Linked DNA regions of Homo sapiens: region 1 is linked to region 2. Evidence: chromatin loops called from intact Hi-C (ENCODE). Cell type or tissue: Panc1. All regions are shown on one strand. Links, peaks and the distances in the headings refer to the core of each region. The heading gives the core; the rest is flanking DNA.

Region 1 (8,345 bases), core at 233-8,232, 370 kb after region 2:
TTTCCTTCTGCACTAAGGGTCTTCATGGTGTTTTTCTCCTACTAAGGACTTCCTACCAGAGGTGCTGAGGGAATATTGATCTAGGTATTTCCTTCTCAATTCACTACATAAGAAGCTTTTCTTGTGTTACTTTTTCTCATCCTGAGAGGTCACAGAAGCTGGTCTGCTGGAATAGATCCCTATCAGAATAAAAACTGTGAACTGTTGATATCAACAAATGCACTAGGACGTTAACAAATGTGCTAGGGCAGTGGGTTAATGGGCCTTCCTAGCATGTCCTGTGTTAATAGAGGCCTCCACGATGACTGGACTCATCTTTAACCTGGGAGGATGGCAGTTTGAGTTTGATTCATTCTCTCTTCACCTCTACCTGAAACCTGATGCTTTAAAGACCAGAGTTATCTTTATACAGACCTCCTGGGGTGTGAAATTACCCCTCTTTACTTGACTAGTCTTTGTAAATTACAAAATGCATGCAGGTAGGGGTGTGTGTGTGTACGTGTGCACACTTAGAAACTTTGAATCCACATCTCAGAATATTTTCCTGCCGGCCAACTACAAGTTTCATTGCTTTAACTTGAGAACCTGTAGTCAGATTGTTCTATAATTCTCTGTGTTCTTGTCTGTTCTAAATGGCACAAGCTAAGTCTTATAATTGAGAGACTCTGAAGGAAAAGATTAGCTTGACCAATCACCAAAGAAGTCTAAGGGTAGTTGTCTCTAATAGCTGCCCCCATACAGCCAGTCCATGGCTTGATTCACTCACTCAACATCTCCTGTTCCTTAGAAATTCTGGCAATTTGTTTTCAGAGTTCCTTCCATCTCTATCATATTGGCCACTCCGAAGTCAGCACAGAGAATTAGGATATAGGACATTCTGTTGCTCTCATCTTCTCATCTTTGTTCTCATCTTCTGAAAAAACGCATGTCCTCACCTGTGAATCCTTTCTTAGCTATTCTTCCAGGAATAGGGAATGATTTTACTCAATCATCCATGTAAAACAGAGACCAGAAACTTCATTTAGACATTATGTTCTGTTGCATGAGTAAACTATGGAATCTCATCAAGGTCAGAATGATTTTATAGAATTCAGATGTGTTTGTATGCATACGTGTTGTGTGTGTGTGTGTCTGTGTGTTGAAGGAGGAGAATTAGGAAAGTATCAATTTCAATCAATCTAATTCATATAATTTTTTAATTTACTCAATTGTTTAAATACTATTTGATCCTATTCTTTATTTAAGGTACTTTCTTTTGTTTATTTTTTTAAAACATCTGAAGCATACAAATGTAATTGCTAGGTTGGATAAGCACTAAATGGAATCTTTAATCAAACAAAAACTCATTGTGCCTGCTCTTGCCTCTTTAGAGAATTTCATTAGAGATGCTATTCCCCTGCGCTTGGGTAGGAATTATAGCATACTTCATGAATTATTTTCTTGATTCTAATTAATATGCTATTCTACAATTCCCTTAAATTGCACAAGTATATCTTAGTTCAGCAATTAGATTGTTTGGTACTATATAATAATTGAAAGTCCCAACTTGATTTAATATAAATCTCTTTCTATCCCTGTGTAAATTGTTGAAGGCAGGAATGAGTGTGGTTCTCCTTCCTTCTTACGTTCTACTGGCACTTTGAGGCCATAGCTCATCTAGGGTAGGTTCAGGGAAGGGGAGGAAGAGAAAAAGACCAGAAACGTCTTACTGGAAATGAAATATTTGTGTTCTCTGAGCCTGGATGATGTTCCAAGTAAAGCTTTTCTCTTGTGCAAGGTTTGGTAGGCTCTTCAGATTCCTTCATGGCCCGTGTCTGGTGTGTAGGGGACACTAAAACATTCTTTGTGTCCACAAACTCTGGGAGTGTGACCATTCCCAATGCATCACAGTTTCCAAGATCCAATACCAACTAGTCCATATACCCTGCCCTTTAGGATTCTGATGGAAGCAGAAGCCAATCCTATCATCTTCAACCACCCAACTTCATATCAAGTAGAGGAAACTCTTGGTCCCCCTAGAAAACAATTTCACTAAATTCCAGGCAAGTAAGTTGGTCCCTTTCCCACATACGCTGGGAGTAGATGATAGAATTCATAGTAAAGAGCAGATCTATTCAAGGATATCACAAATCTGCTTCATCCTATACTCTCTGACCACCCTTTGGTCAGTAGAGAGACAATAACAGAAACTTGTTTGTCCCATCATTCCTTATTTACTTATTTATTTTATTCTACTTTAAGTTCTGGGATACATGTGCAGAACATGCAGGTTTGTTACATAGGTATACATGTGCCGTGGTGGTTTTCTGCTCCCATCAACCCGTCATCTAGGTTTTAAGCTCCTCAAGCACTAGGTATTTGTCCTAATGCTCTCCTCCCCTTGCCCCCCACCCCCCCAACAGGCCCCTGTGTCCATGTGTTCTCATTGTTCAACTCCCACTTATGAGTGAGAAAATTCAGTGTTTGGTTTTCTGTTCCTGTGTTATTTTGCTGAGAATGATGGTTTCCAGCTTCATCCATGTCCCTGCAAAGGACATGAACTCATTCTTTTTCATGGCTGCATAGTATTCCATGGTGTATATGTGGCACATTTGCTTTATCCACTCTATCTTTGATGTGTTTTCCCCATCATTTCTTTATGAATTCTGCAAAAGAGGTGAACAACAGTGTCGCATGTCCATAAACAGATATCTGTGTTAATGGCCTCTTAGCTGATACTGAGGAAAGACCACAAACATTGAAAACAAAACAACAAACATATGAAAAAGTATAAATCATGGTCATTGTCTGTTACTGGTCACATAGACATAATTATAACACGGTTTAGGAAATGGAGGCAGAACTGGCCATTTCAGCTGTGTTTCCTAGTCCAGTTTTCTTACAAGGTAATGGAGAAGAGTGTGCATATAACATGTTTTTTGTTAGATTAAGCATCACTCTGTTAAGGAATAAACTTGAGTTACTTTCAATCACTTTTAAGGATGCTGCTCTTTTTCCCAAAGTAAAATTGATATTTGAGGCCTCAGTAAGTTCCATGTTATGTCCAATTATTTAGCATTACAGTGTCTGTCTGCTTCCAAGTGACTAAAGACTTTTACTCTTGGCCATGTGCCACATAACTGAAGATTATTCTTTCAGGTGAAAGTGGCAGGATTTCTATAAGACCCTTAAGAGGCTTTTCCTTTAGTTAGAAGGGAATTTAGGGACTGGAGTTCTGAGAACTGGCCATGTCCAGACAATAGTGCCCCCAAACGACAGTCATTTCTGCCACCTTTTCTCTGGACATATGCAGCATTGTTTGGAAATCTTTTTTCATTAAGCATGATCTGTGCTCATTTCTGAAGATCATAAGAATGTCTATGTAGCAGTCTTTTTCTACTCTTAATTCTTTTCTAAAAGGTATAATTGAGAGTAAGAAACAAAAAACTAGAAGATGGTTTATTTAAGGTACATGGTTAGCAATCATAGTAAAGGAGCTGAGTTCTAAACATGTAAAACACTTACTGTAGTGAAGTTAGGAAGACAAGGAGTGTGAAGATGAGAAGTTAGAAGTGTGGAGAAGGAATCACTAGAGCCTCCTGATAAGAAAGATGGTAGAAAATGATTTTTTAAAGTACTTAAGTAGGTAAGATTTCAAATCCAAATGTCGTGAATGAGTGAAGGAAATTTTCACAAAAAAATAGAAGTCATGAGAAGAAGGTGGCTCTTGTTCACACTAAGTATAGCATGGGTCAAGCACAGAATGTAAGAGGGGAATTAGTTCTCACAATAAAATAGAAGAGAATATAAGTGGCTAAATGGCATCTAAAAAATAAACCATTCCAAGACTTAAGCTAATACAGATGGTCTCTGACTTATAATTTGGCTTATGATTGTTCAACTTTATGATGGGTTTATTGGTGTATTAAATGCATTTTCAGCTTAAGATATTTTCAAGTTATAATGGGTTTATTGGGACATAACCCTATTGTTAAGTTGGAGAGCATCTGTACACGAGCAGTGGTCCATGCTGCAAAATGTTTTTTAAAAACCAATAGTGAGGATAGAGAATAAACTATTTTAGGTTTCTGAGATTACTTAGGAACTTTGAACCTTTAAGGTAGAAAGAAAGGTGAGAAATATGCCAGAAGACTGTTACTGCTTTCACTGAAATTCTTTTTTGGGGTCCAGTTTCTTTTTACCAATTGAAAATACTACTGCTATGACTATGACACTAAAGCTTACTTATATTTATTAGATAATAGTTGTATTTCCATTTTACCTGAGAAAACTGGGTTTAAAGAAATCTAGTCTTTTGGTCAAGGGCTTACTTAGAAAGTGGCAACTGTGATTTTCTAAATCAAGTCTCTATCTCTGTAGCCAATAATATGTGGAGTCCAAGAACCAGTCCACTCAAAACACTAAAACCACTCATACCACAAACATGTCCTTGGGTAGGGATGACGGTTGGTTTTTTCTTGTATACTATGTTTATATGTGACTATTTCAAAAGTTCTCAGGACACATATTTTTCCCTTGATTTTCTAATTTATAGTATAACTGGGACTAGGTTTCCCTCTTGTGGTCAACAGTGTTTAATTCTTCATAAGTGTTTTTGACATTGAGTATTCAGACACCTTATGAAAGATCAAGGATTTCTTAAGTCAGGATGCTTCAACTAATTTTTTTCTTATGTGCATACTCAAAGTGTGTTTGATTTAATTAGGTCACTTAAATGGTTTGTAATTTTATTTATAAAATTACTTATAAAATATTTAAAACTTATAAAAATATTTAAAGTCTTTTTATAAGTATTACCATGCCTTTTTTGAATAAGCACACAAAATATAGGATGTACTTCTTTTAAATAATTTGAAGGTTGAAATAATGTCTTAAAACGGACAAAATTAACTGTATTTCATTTTGAATCTTGTGGATAAATGCTTTATAACACCCTTTCTACTTCTCCATGATGTATTTAATCTTAGGCTAATTTTCTAGCTGTTTTCTGGAAACCTGATGGAGGAAGAATGTCAGCTGGATTTTTAGACAACATTGCTTATGGCACAAATGGCTTCTGGTTGGCATTTTGTATCTTTACTGGGAAGAATATTTCATGAACCGTAACAAATGACGGGGACCCATAGTTTGGGTATTTCCAAATGCAGTGACCCTTGTAACTGAGCATGCCCTTTACAGGGACTCTGGAAGCTGTGCCCATGGGTTTGTTATAAGAGGTACTAGCTCGTAGATGACATGAGGATTCTAAGCTAGGGTGGACACAACTTCCACAGGTGTAAATTCAGCTCCTTGTACCTGAGTTGTCACTTGGGGGATGGGGGCAGAGGATGAAACTAGCACCTGGAATAAATTATAGACTGTTTCAAGAACTTCTCCCACTGAAGAAAAAGACCTGATTCAGCACTTTGGCATACTTTGACTCCTGTCTAATATCCTTCTAAGTGAATCTGAGAGCCAGGTGTGGCCTATGGTAAAAACTTGAATATGAGTATTTAGTTAAACCTGAGAATACTCCCTGCCCCCGGGTATTGATACATCGGCAATTTTCATTTTATGTCTTTTTTTATGTGTATATGTCATATGGTATATGTGTATACATAGGAGATACACACACACACACGCACATTTCCCATATTTTGGGAAAAAATTTGCATATTTTTATGGCTTTAACATAATTAATAGTTTTAGTCTTGTTTTATTTTTGTTACCAAATTAACTTAACTCTAAGGATACATTATATGTTTATTTAAGGATCTAAGGATAGAGGTATAATATTTTAATATATGACAAAAACATATTTTAAAAAATATGGTGAGAGATTTCTGGTTCTAAGACAAGATGAAGTAGGTACAATTCTTCCTATTCCTCCTGCTAAGTACAGCTACAGACAGACATAAAAAGCCCTTGAATGATGGAGAGGAGAAGCAGGTTGGCCTCAGACCATGGGATTGGGGAATGACAGAGTGGTGAGTTTCATAGGTCTTCTTTCTGCCTAATATATCCAGGAATGAGTGCTGGAGAAACTGGAAAACAGGAAACATCAGTAGTCACAGACAAAAATATCCTAAGGAAAGCATGTTTCTCTATCCAAGGGAACAAGAAAGAGCAGCCTACCAGGCAGATAACTGACAGTAACCGCACTACTCCAGTCAAATACAGAAAAATCAGGGGCTTCCATCCCGCCTCAGTCAGCAAACACTGAGTGAGGAGCTTTGTCTTATCCCATTGCCTGGCGATAATGAGACACTACCTAGACCCATCAGGCTTATGTCAGAGGAAGCCAACTGGGGACCTAGGACTTTTGCCCCTGCCTATCAGTAATCAGCCACCTCCACACTGTGGTGTTAGTGAAGCCCATGTGAAGAGCCTGGACTTCCACCTGCCCTGTTGCAAGGAAGCACTCCTCACCCACTTTGCCAAGGTGTTGTCAGAGGAGGCCAAGTAGAAAGCTGGGACTTTCACCACTGTCCAGGTGTAAGGAGGCACTTCTCCCTTCCTGGTGTCAGTAGAGGCCATGTGGGAGCGCTGATGAGACCCTCTCCCTCCCAGTCAGGATTCTGTAAGTGGAGGCCTAGTGGGGAGCCTGAGTTTCTATACCCAGCCTGCAGCCACAAGGCACCCCTGCCAGAGAGCCTTCAGTTCTAAGTTCACCAGGAATTGAACCTGTCAGCATCTTGATCTTGGACTTCCCAGCCTCCAGGACTGTGAGAAACACAGAGGGTCCTCCTACAGCATTGTTTTGTTCAACGTTTTGTTACAATGTTGGTGAGAAAATAAATAGGTTCCTGGCCAGGGCCACTGTCCATGAGGAGTTTGTGTGTTCTCCCCACGTCCGCATGGGTTTTCTTTGTGTATTTGAGTTTTATCCCACATCCCAAAGACATGCATGTTAGGTTAATTGGTGAGTCTAAATTGTCCCAGCAGAGTGACTTTGTGTGTATGTGTGTGTGTGTCTGCATCCCACAATGGATGGGATGGCATCCTATACAAGGTTGGTTCCTCTCTTGTCCTTGAGCTGCCGGGATAGGCTCCAGTCATCCATGACCTTGAACTGGAATAAGCAGGTTGGAAAATGAATAAGCGAATGAATAGAAATGTTTCTAAAATAAAAATTTGTAAAGTACATGATATTCATACAACTGTACAATAGTAAACAATGGGGTACAAAAGTACTCAGTGAGTTCAACGTATTTGTTCTTCTTTGTGTTTGAGCTGTGTGGTGGCAGGAGGTGCTCCTTACCATTTTCATTTTACAAACATTTGTTCCTTAATGTAACCCACCACCACTGTGACCACCATCACTCACTAATTCACCAAAAACTGGATAATTAATTATCTTACTTGTTATTATAAACCTACCTTAAATGTATATATAGTTCCCATTTATTTTAATGTTTAATATTAGAAGTGTTCTGAGTCTTTATTTAGGAGTTTGGTGATGTGTTTGTGACCAGAAATAAGCCACAGGAACTTAAATCTTGTTCGCATCAATTAGCCCAGGGGTTCCCAACCCCTGGGCCACAGACCACTAATGGCCTGCTGTCAGATCGGCAGAGGCATTGGATTCTCACAGGAGTGCAAACCTTTGTGAACTGTATTGTGGACTGCCCATGCGAGGGATCTAGGTTGTGCCATCCCACTCCCTGCCACCGCTAGTCCCCAACCCCCATCCATGGCAAAATTTTCTTCCACAAAACCAGTCCCTGGTGCCAAAAATGTTGGGGATCGCTGAATTAGCCTATGGTCAAATTAGTTTTATTATATGTCATTTTGCTTAAAGTCACAGCTTCTAAGAACCTATTGATGATGTTAAGTGAGGACTTTCAGTAAATGTCTGTTGTTTAATCTACTCCATCTGAGTGTCAATGGAGCCAAGTAGAGGACATGGAATTTCACATCATCTGGCAGTTTTGGGGTGAGAGTTACATATTTAAGTCAGTAGATTTTAAGTAAAGTACATTGCCCTCCATAACTGGGTTCCCCTCATTTAATCAGTTGAATGCCTGATTAGCATAAGAGGGAACTCTCCAACAGATTGTCTCAGACTCCATCTGCAATCCTGGCTCTTCCTGGTTCCACAGCAGACTACCTTTGGGCTCAAACTGCAACTCTGTCCCAGTCTCCTCCACTGCTGGCCTCTTCCATCAGAATTTGGACTCAGTAAGCTTCCACAATCATGTGAGCAAATTCTTTAAAAGAAGTATCTTTCTATATATACATATCCTGTTAGTACAACTGCTCTGGAGCACCTAATACAGATCCCAAGGGCATTATTCTGAGTACAAAATGCCAGTCTCGGAAGGTCACATATAGTATAATTCCATTTATATAACATTTTCTAAATG
Region 2 (8,345 bases), core at 260-8,259:
CAAAATAAAAAGTATAATTTAATACAGCATCTTAACATTTTCAACAAAACTAAGTGTCAAAGTATCCCCATAAACCTCAAATACAAATTGGTGAGGACAAACCACTAGTAGTTGCACGTTATTAATTTTTCCTGTTATGGATTATGCCTTTGGTGTCAAGTCTAAAAGCTTTTTGCTTAATCCTAGATCCTGAAGATTTTCTCCTGAGAGTTTTGTGACTTTATGTTTTACATATTAGACTTTGATCCATTTTTATTTCTTCCTTTGAAATCTGCACGCCTTTTTTTTTTCTCGCCCATTACATTATCTAGAACTTCCAACGCCATGTTGAATAAGCATGGCGAGAGTGGACATCATTGCTTTGTTCCCGATCTTTGGGGGAAAAATTTCAGTCTTTCACCGCTGTGTTAGCTGTAAGATTTTTTGCAGATGCTCTTTATCAAATTGAGGCAGTTCCTCTCTATTTGCATTTTCTGAGCATTTTATCATGAATGGCCATTGAATTACGTATTCTAATACCTCATATATGTACATCATTAACTTGGATTACGCTTCTTTAAATAGCTGCCTGTTCTACTGGTTGTCAAATGAGCTGTATCCTTTCTATTTAATGCCTACATGAAGTTTTTAAATATGGACTCTATGTCATATATTTAGTCCCTTTCAGGTTTCCAACATAAAGTGATACTATTTCAGCTACTTAAGCACTTATTTAGGATTTATGCCTCATGTAGTTTAGATTTATTATGAGTTTGCACTTACATTTGATTCCTTTTTATACTCCTAATGTCTTTTTTTCTTAAACAAGTGGCCTATATATTTGGACTCACAATATTTATACATCCTCTGTCACCAGGGGTACATGTCCTTATACCTTAAAGCACGTGCTTCTGGAGTCCTGTCGTGTTACATGTTTCCTCTAAAACAAACCCTCCATGTTATTTGAGAGCCAACCCCACTTTTCAAGTTATTTAGGCTGCTGTAACCTCCATTAATAAAGGATTCAAAAGTCATAATTGTGTGATTCTTTAGGAATTATCCAAAAAGGCAATCTGATTTATTTTCCAAATATCCTGGATCTGAAATAATCTATCAGAGTTTATTTCTATGCTTGGAAAGCTTCCTTGGATGTCAGCATTTGCGATTTTCTTACTTAGCTTATGTAGCTAAGTAAGAAATGAATTGCTTTTGTTGGTTTCTTAGTACATTCTGTCCATCAAGTACATTGAGTTGTTTAGAATTGTTTTGAGTCAACAGTGTAACAAGCATCCAAAATCTTGTATAGTCAATTTTGTTTGACTATTGTGCTAGAAGATCAATTTCTATTTCCTCTGTTGACAATATCCTGAGCATTTTGAAGTTACACAATTGCAGTGGTAATTTAGCGGAAGAGTGTTAACATTTTAACCTAAATAATTGATTTTGTATTAAACAAATTCTGATGTAGGAATGTATTTAGTATTAACTATATGGAATTCTCTATAAATCTCATAAACAGAGTAGTTGCTTTTTTGAAGGGGATTAAAAATTAAATATCAACATTTTCATTTTAGAAAATAAAAAATGTGGCTCACGCCTATAATCCCAGCACTTTGGGAGGCTGAGGTGAGCAGATCACGAGGTCAGGAGATCGAGACCATCCTGGCTAACACAGTGAAACCCTGTCTCTACTAAAAAATATGAAAAATTAGCTGGGCATGGTGGTAGGTGCCTGTAGTCCCAGCTACACGGGAGGCTGAGGCAGGAGAATGGTGTGAACCCAGGAGGTGGAGCCTGCAGTGAGCCAAGATCATGTCACTGCACTCCAGCCTGGGTGACAGAGCAAGACTCTGCCTAAAAAAAAAAAAAAAGAAAAGAAAAAGAAAAGAAAAAAATGTCTTTTTTCTTTTTAAAATTTTCCTATTTTAATATTTAAAATTATTTTATCTTTTTTTTAAAAAAGTTATACATGACATGGTTTAAAACATCAAATACAGATGGTTCCTGACTTATGATGGTTCCACTTAAGATTGTTCAGCTGTGATGGCGTGAAAGCAGTACACATTCTGGAAGAAATGTACTTCAAATTTGAAATGTCAGTCTTTCTCTGGGCTAGTGATATGTGGTATAACACTCTCACCTGACGCTGAGCAGCAGTAGTGAGCCACAGCTCCCAGTCAGCCACGCTAATGTAAGTGTTCTGAGCATGTTGAGGGTAGGCTGGGCTAAACTATGATGTTTGATAGGTTAGGGGTATTGAATGCATTTTCAACTTGCAGTTTATCAGGACACAAACCCACCTGAAGTCAAGGAGCATCTGTATTTCTACAGGGCTTGTTATGCAAAACAGCTGACCACACTGCCTCCCCATTCCTCTTTCCAGACAGAAATTCTAGTAGATAGTCCCATTTTACAAATGAGAAAGTGGAGGCTTAGGGAGGTTAATTAAGACACGCAAGTTCATATGGGTAGGAAGCGATGGAGCTATGATAAGAACTCAAATCCATATGGTCCCCAAGCCTGAGGTTTGAGCTATATTGCTTCGTGATTACAGGATATATTAGTTTCCTATTGGTGCTGTAACAAATTACCACAATTTAGTGTTTTAAAACAACAAAAATTTATTGTTGGACAGTTCTGGAAATTATAAGCCTAAAATGGGTCCTGTTAAATTAAATTAAATTTGGCTTAAAGCGGCCTCTGTACTTTGAATTCCTACGTAGTATACTGAAATCTAACTTAATGTGTAAGAAAATTGTACCCTAACTTAAGAGCATATTCTTGTAATAAATAGCTGAGTCTCAGGCAAACACAGCAGCCAAGCTTCAGGCAATCACAGGTTGCCAACTGATCAGACCATGATCAAATAAGGCAAATACTGAGCTGTAAACAAGCTGCTTCTGTATACCACTTCCTTTTTCTCTCTATAAATATTGCCTGCCCCTATTGCTCAGTGGAGCTCTCTGTACCTCTTCTGGTCCTGGATGCTGCCCAATTCATGAATTGTGCTTTGCTCAAATAAATCAAAATAAATTTCATTTGTTCAAAGTTTTTCTTTTAACACTTGTACAGGGCTAATCAAGGTGTTAGCTTGTCTGTGTTCCCCTTCTGAAGGCTTTAGCGGATAATCTGTTTTTTGCCTCTTCCAGCTTGCAGCGACCAGCTGCATTCCTCGGCTTGTAGCCCCCTTCCAGCAATCACTTTCCTCTGATTTTTGCTTCTAATATCACATCTCCTTCTATTCTCTTGCCTCTTTCTTTCACTTAGAAGGACCCATGTAATTATATCAGGACCACTTGGCTAATCCAGAATAATCTCCCCATCTCAAGATCCTTAATCTAATCACTAATGCAAAGTCCCTTTTGCCATGTAAGGTAACAGATTCACAGGTTTCATAGATTCAGATCTTTCAGGGGTGGCAGTTGGGGGCATTATTCCATCTACCACACAGAGTAAAGTTTCATCTGGATGACCCACAGGCCCTACAAATACAAAATGTCTAATATGGAATGTTCTCTTAAACTGTCCTTTCTTGATGACTGGAATTACTAACCACTTGGTCTCCCAAGCATCTTCTGCTCTCGCCTTCTCCTCTCTCCCATATACAATGGATGACGACACATCATGTTGCATCTGCTCCCTCACATGTCTCTGACCCTCTCTCTAGATCCCTGATCCTACTTTAATTCGAGCCCCATCATGTCTGGTCTGTGTTACTCTAACAGTTACCCACGCTGCTTTCTCTGCTTTCAATTTTATGCTCCTCTAACCCACTCTTCCCATCAGAGTAGTCTTTCTAAAACGTGAAGCTGCCCATGACCCTTCCCTTACTATCAGTCTGCATACTGGTCCTACTGACTGCAGATCAAAGACCCAAGTCCTTAGCCTGGTGTGTGAGGCATCCATCCCTAGCCCTCTGCTTCATCTGTCACCCACCCATTTTACCAATTCCGAAAGACTTTCACTTCCCTCGAAGCCTGTCCAAGTGTCCAAGCCGCTCATGCTTTGTTAGACTTGGAAGCCATTCTCCATATACCCTCGATCAGCTTGAATGTCATTTCCACTAGAAAATTTTCCTAATTGTTTGTGACTTCAATGTCCTAATTTTACACACATTTCTGCTGTGCCCCTTTGTTTGCTAATATGTCTCCTGGGTGGTAAGCAGGACTCCGTGTCTTATTAATATTTTCCGTCTCCAGAATTCAGCCACTGTCTGCCACACAAGTGCATAATGAGTTACTATACTAATATTATGCAGCCATGTCCCCTGTACAGCAGTTCCCTGGATCTCATGGCTTCTTTTTTGATTTGCCTTGTTTGTTACCAACTTCCATCAGTAAGACAATCTATCCAATCCTTGTCCCCTTTGCCACATCACATCCTCAGGGCAATAACAAAGTTGTTAAGTTTATGCACCTTCTCCACTTGGAGCAAGGCCTCACCATGTCAGGCCTCCGCCTGATTCTCCTCCCTGCCTGGGATGGCAGATTTTGCTCTAGTGGGTCTCCAGGCCGTGAGGTCTCCTGTCTTTTATGTTCTGATCCGGGTGGTGAGCTGCAGCTCACTACAAGTCCTTACTTGTCTCTGCTGGCCTTTAGAGACTTTGTACTCAATTTGGAGGAACTACTCTTGATGGATTGTAAGTGAGAGGATTTCCTGGTCTCCCTCTGGAGTCCGCCAGAAAACCACATTCTCTGCTTTTCAGCGTTGACTGCTCATGCTTACGTAATTTCTAAGAGTAAGAGCCTATGGACTGTCCTGGCAGCAAAGAATTCGCTCAGGATTTTGCCTGAAGCTGCACTTCCGGGGTCTCGCTTCATCAGAAGACTTCTTCATTTTCATCATCGGCCCAGCGATGCATGGGTACCTCTTAGGGTTTAGCCCCAGAATGTACTGGGGGAGGGGAGGGTAAAGTAGGTGGGGAAGGAGTCAGAGTCGTAGGTCACCTGTGGCTGGAGTTTTGCATCCCTAATAAACGGGAAATGAACTGAAGGAAGACTGGGTTTTCACGTCAACACGAAGGACACCATTACGATGCTAGACTAATCATCAAATAAAATTCCAGATGGAAAAAATTCAGAAACTTAATTTGGAATTTGAGCCCCGCTCTATTATGCAACGTTCCCAGCCATTGCTCCGCGGATGTAATGTGGACTTCCACCGCCAGATGGCGATCGAGACCGTAATTTAAGTTGGTTTTCTCAACTTCCTCTGGACTGAGTCCCCGTGAAAATCCCAAGTTTAACGAGGGGCTTTCCTCGCGTAACCTTCGCTTCTGCTTCCTCTCTCACATCACCTCAACCTGCGAGACTCTGAAAGGGATAATGAGGGTTGGGGGGAATATGGAAATTCAGGGAAGGGAGAGGGGGGTGGTGTGAAGCTTTCCAGACCAGCCACACAGAAATAGCGTACCAATAGTGGTTTAGAGCACAGACCCCCAGCCAGAATGAGTAATTTAAACAGCCCTACGATGTAATCGTTGTGTGCATATGCATCTCTATGCCTCTCTCTCTCTCTGTCTTTCTTTCATCTGAGACAGGGTCTCACTCCCTCTGTCCCACAGGCTGGAGTGCAGTGGTGCAATAATGGCTCGCTGCAGTCTTGACCTCCTGGGCTCCAGTGGTCTTCCCACCTCAGCCTCTGAAACCACAGGGTCTTGAACTTCTGGGCTCAAGTGATCTTCCTGCCTCGGCCTCCTAAAGTGCTGGGGTTACAGGTGTCGGCCACCATGCCTGTCTGCTATTTAAGTGCATAGAAGAATGCCTGGCACTCAGTTAGTGTTAAATATTTATAAAATAAATTAAAATTTTATAACACTACACACATGTTGTTGAGTATGTCATAAATAGAGACATATTTAATGAGATGTCAACATATATCACGTTAATGAATTAAGTAAGTTTGAGAATATTAGAGAAGAATGATAATAGATTAACGGAGGAGGCTGGGCGCAGTGGCCCACACGTGTATTCCAGCACTTTGGGAAGCCGAGGCAGGCAGATCACATGAGGTCAGGAGTTCGAGACCAGCCTGGCCAACATGGTGAAACTCCTTCTCTACTAAAAATACAAAAAAAAAATTAGCCGGGTGTGGTGGTGTGCGACTGTAATCCCTGCTAATGGGGAGGCGGAGGTTGCAGTGAGAGGAGATCGCACCACTGCACTGCAGCCTGGGCGACAAAGCAAGACTCCATCTCAAAACAAACAAACAAACAAACAAACAAACAAAAAACAGACGAAATAGGGTTTGAGTATGTAGTCTGCTCTCAACATGAGATAGTAAAGTCTTTGCTTCCCTTATATTCTGTTAATTAACTCATTTGATGCACATCGATGTATAAAGCCTTTAACTTCTATTTATTCTTTTCCTTGAAAAGCATGCGGAATGCCTTCTCAGGACTCTCCCATTTTTTATTTGTGAACACCCACTGGCATTCCCGGATACGAAGCTTGCAAGAAGGTGTGAACCGCCCTATACTCGTGAGCCCCTGGGGCTCTGTACTCTTTCCAGCCCACATTTGACCTCAGTCAATTTTTAAATGATTCCAGCTAAATTCTTCTTACCAGTGCCCAGCTGTACCTGCCTTAGGTAAGCAAGCACTCAGGCAACAACTTTCCTAGATTTCAAGCTAGTTGGAAGCTCAATCCCAGCTCTGTGATGGGTTGAAAAAAATTGCGACCTTGCAATTTGTGTGATTTCTTTCATGTTGCAAGGAAGCATCATTGTTTCCAGTTCTCTGCATCCCCAAGCAGAAACCAGAACTCTATATAAACGTTTTTAAATGGAGACATTGAGAAAAAGTACCCGAGAAACCAATGAGATACAGGAAGAATGCTTCCAGCACTAACATGAATGGGGCTTGGCCATACAGATAGAAGGGTTGGAAACTCTTACGCCTTGATTTAAACTCTCTATGCATATTCTGAGCACGCTGGGGAATGTACTACTACTAGGCTTGATTTGGATTCATGGCTACTACCTCCCACAAAATGATAGGTCTTCTGTTTTAGTACGTGAGATAATTCCTCAATCGATCTTATTGCTGCTATTTCTGTTAAGCATAAACAATGATTTGGGTCACAAATTTCAATGGGGTTTAAATTCCTTTGTGCATCCCAACAGGTAATCCTCTTACTCTGGGCTATGAACTTGCTACTGCCAAGATGGATGCCATGAAAAAAAGAGATCTCATCAAAATGGTCACAGAGAGATGGAGGGCCTCTGTGTAGATGGCAGGGTGGTGGTGGCCGTGTAACTAGCTGCCCGGTGAGGAGCAGCCCTTGGGGAGAGCCCAGGTAGGACCAGGAGAAGCAGAAATAGAGAAAAGTGAAAGATCGAGGTGGAAAGAACATGAGGGACAAGAGCTCTGCATGGCCACATCACCAGCAGTCTTGTTATTACAATGAGGATGAAGGGACTGAAAAGAGGGGAAGAGATGGAATTCATCAAACAACAGTGCTCATTCATACAAGGTAAGTATACATGTGGCCTTTTCTCTCTCTATCTGAAGATGTGGCTTACTGTAACAGGAACTATCATGGGCATTGGACGGCTGTCTCATGGTGATCCCATCCTCCTCTACATCCTAAACTTTTTTTTGAATGCATTTCTGTATTTTGACTTCCTCTCTCCCCAAAGTTCTTGTTAACTTCTGAGTATGACTTAGCTTCCTTATTCTTTGAAATATTTGAAACCCCTAACTTCCTCTCCTCTGTGGTGTAACTCACATGGCTTCTTGATACCAGGAGGCACTGTCTGCATACAACCTCATATTATGAGGATGAAATGCCCATGAATCCTACCAATCTGAGGAACAACGCATTTGTCTTCTCTGACAAAATACGGGTGCCACATATTCTGTAGGAAAAGGTGGTGTTGAGGTCAGAACTTCTCTGTTTCTCTGTCTCTCTCTCTCTGGTTCTGGAAATGTTGAGAATATGAGTGAAGGGAAAAAGATGGGCACCACGTGGAGGCAATTTCATGGTGGCATGAAACAATTTTGGGGGCATGAATGCCATGGGCAGAACATCAGGGCCCCAAAAGGGAAATACACAGTACTTTCTTTGGACTTCAGTGCTCTCTTTTATAGTAATGGAAACCACAAGCGCAGAGGAAGGGGAGCTGATTCTATAAAAAGAAGTTTATTTCCTACTTTAAAAGATGATTTTTTGACTATCTTCCCACAATAGAGCCAGAGGATCACAGGGGAAAGCTACGATCCTCAATTATAGAAAATGATGTTGGGTGCATCTAGCATCACAGAAGCTTTAGAGGACACAGTCATCTCAGGTACCTACAGATAAGGAAGAAGTACCAATGAGAGTACCTACTCGTATTCTTATTCATGGAAGCGAATCCCTTCAGGA

Evidence for each region. A loop is a pair of places that touch in the nucleus more often than their neighbours do. Peaks named below come from ENCODE experiments on the same cell type or tissue, not always from the same donor. Only the 100,000 strongest peaks of a DNase experiment are listed, where the experiment ranks them.
Region 1: a loop joins it to region 2, with 4 times the contacts of the local background. A loop is called at or near these places in 38 of 110 quality-filtered maps.

The regions. Positions count from the first base shown.
Region 1 is chr6:32,428,392-32,436,736 of GRCh38, reverse strand. No RefSeq gene overlaps it. Among named protein-coding and RNA genes, the nearest start is that of HLA-DRA, 7.3 kb to the left of the region's middle. In Panc1, for the core only: a CTCF peak has its summit at 4,410; no DNase peak of the experiment used is centred there; H3K27me3 peaks cover 1,859 bases.
Region 2 is chr6:32,793,985-32,802,329 of GRCh38, reverse strand. No RefSeq gene overlaps it. Among named protein-coding and RNA genes, the nearest start is that of HLA-DOB, 19 kb to the left of the region's middle. RefSeq lists a cis regulatory region at 7,579 and an enhancer at 7,507-7,651. In Panc1, for the core only: CTCF peaks have their summits at 4,917 and 5,117 (motif pointing right); a DNase peak (open chromatin) is centred at 5,139; H3K4me3 peaks cover 780 bases; H3K27me3 peaks cover 2,768 bases.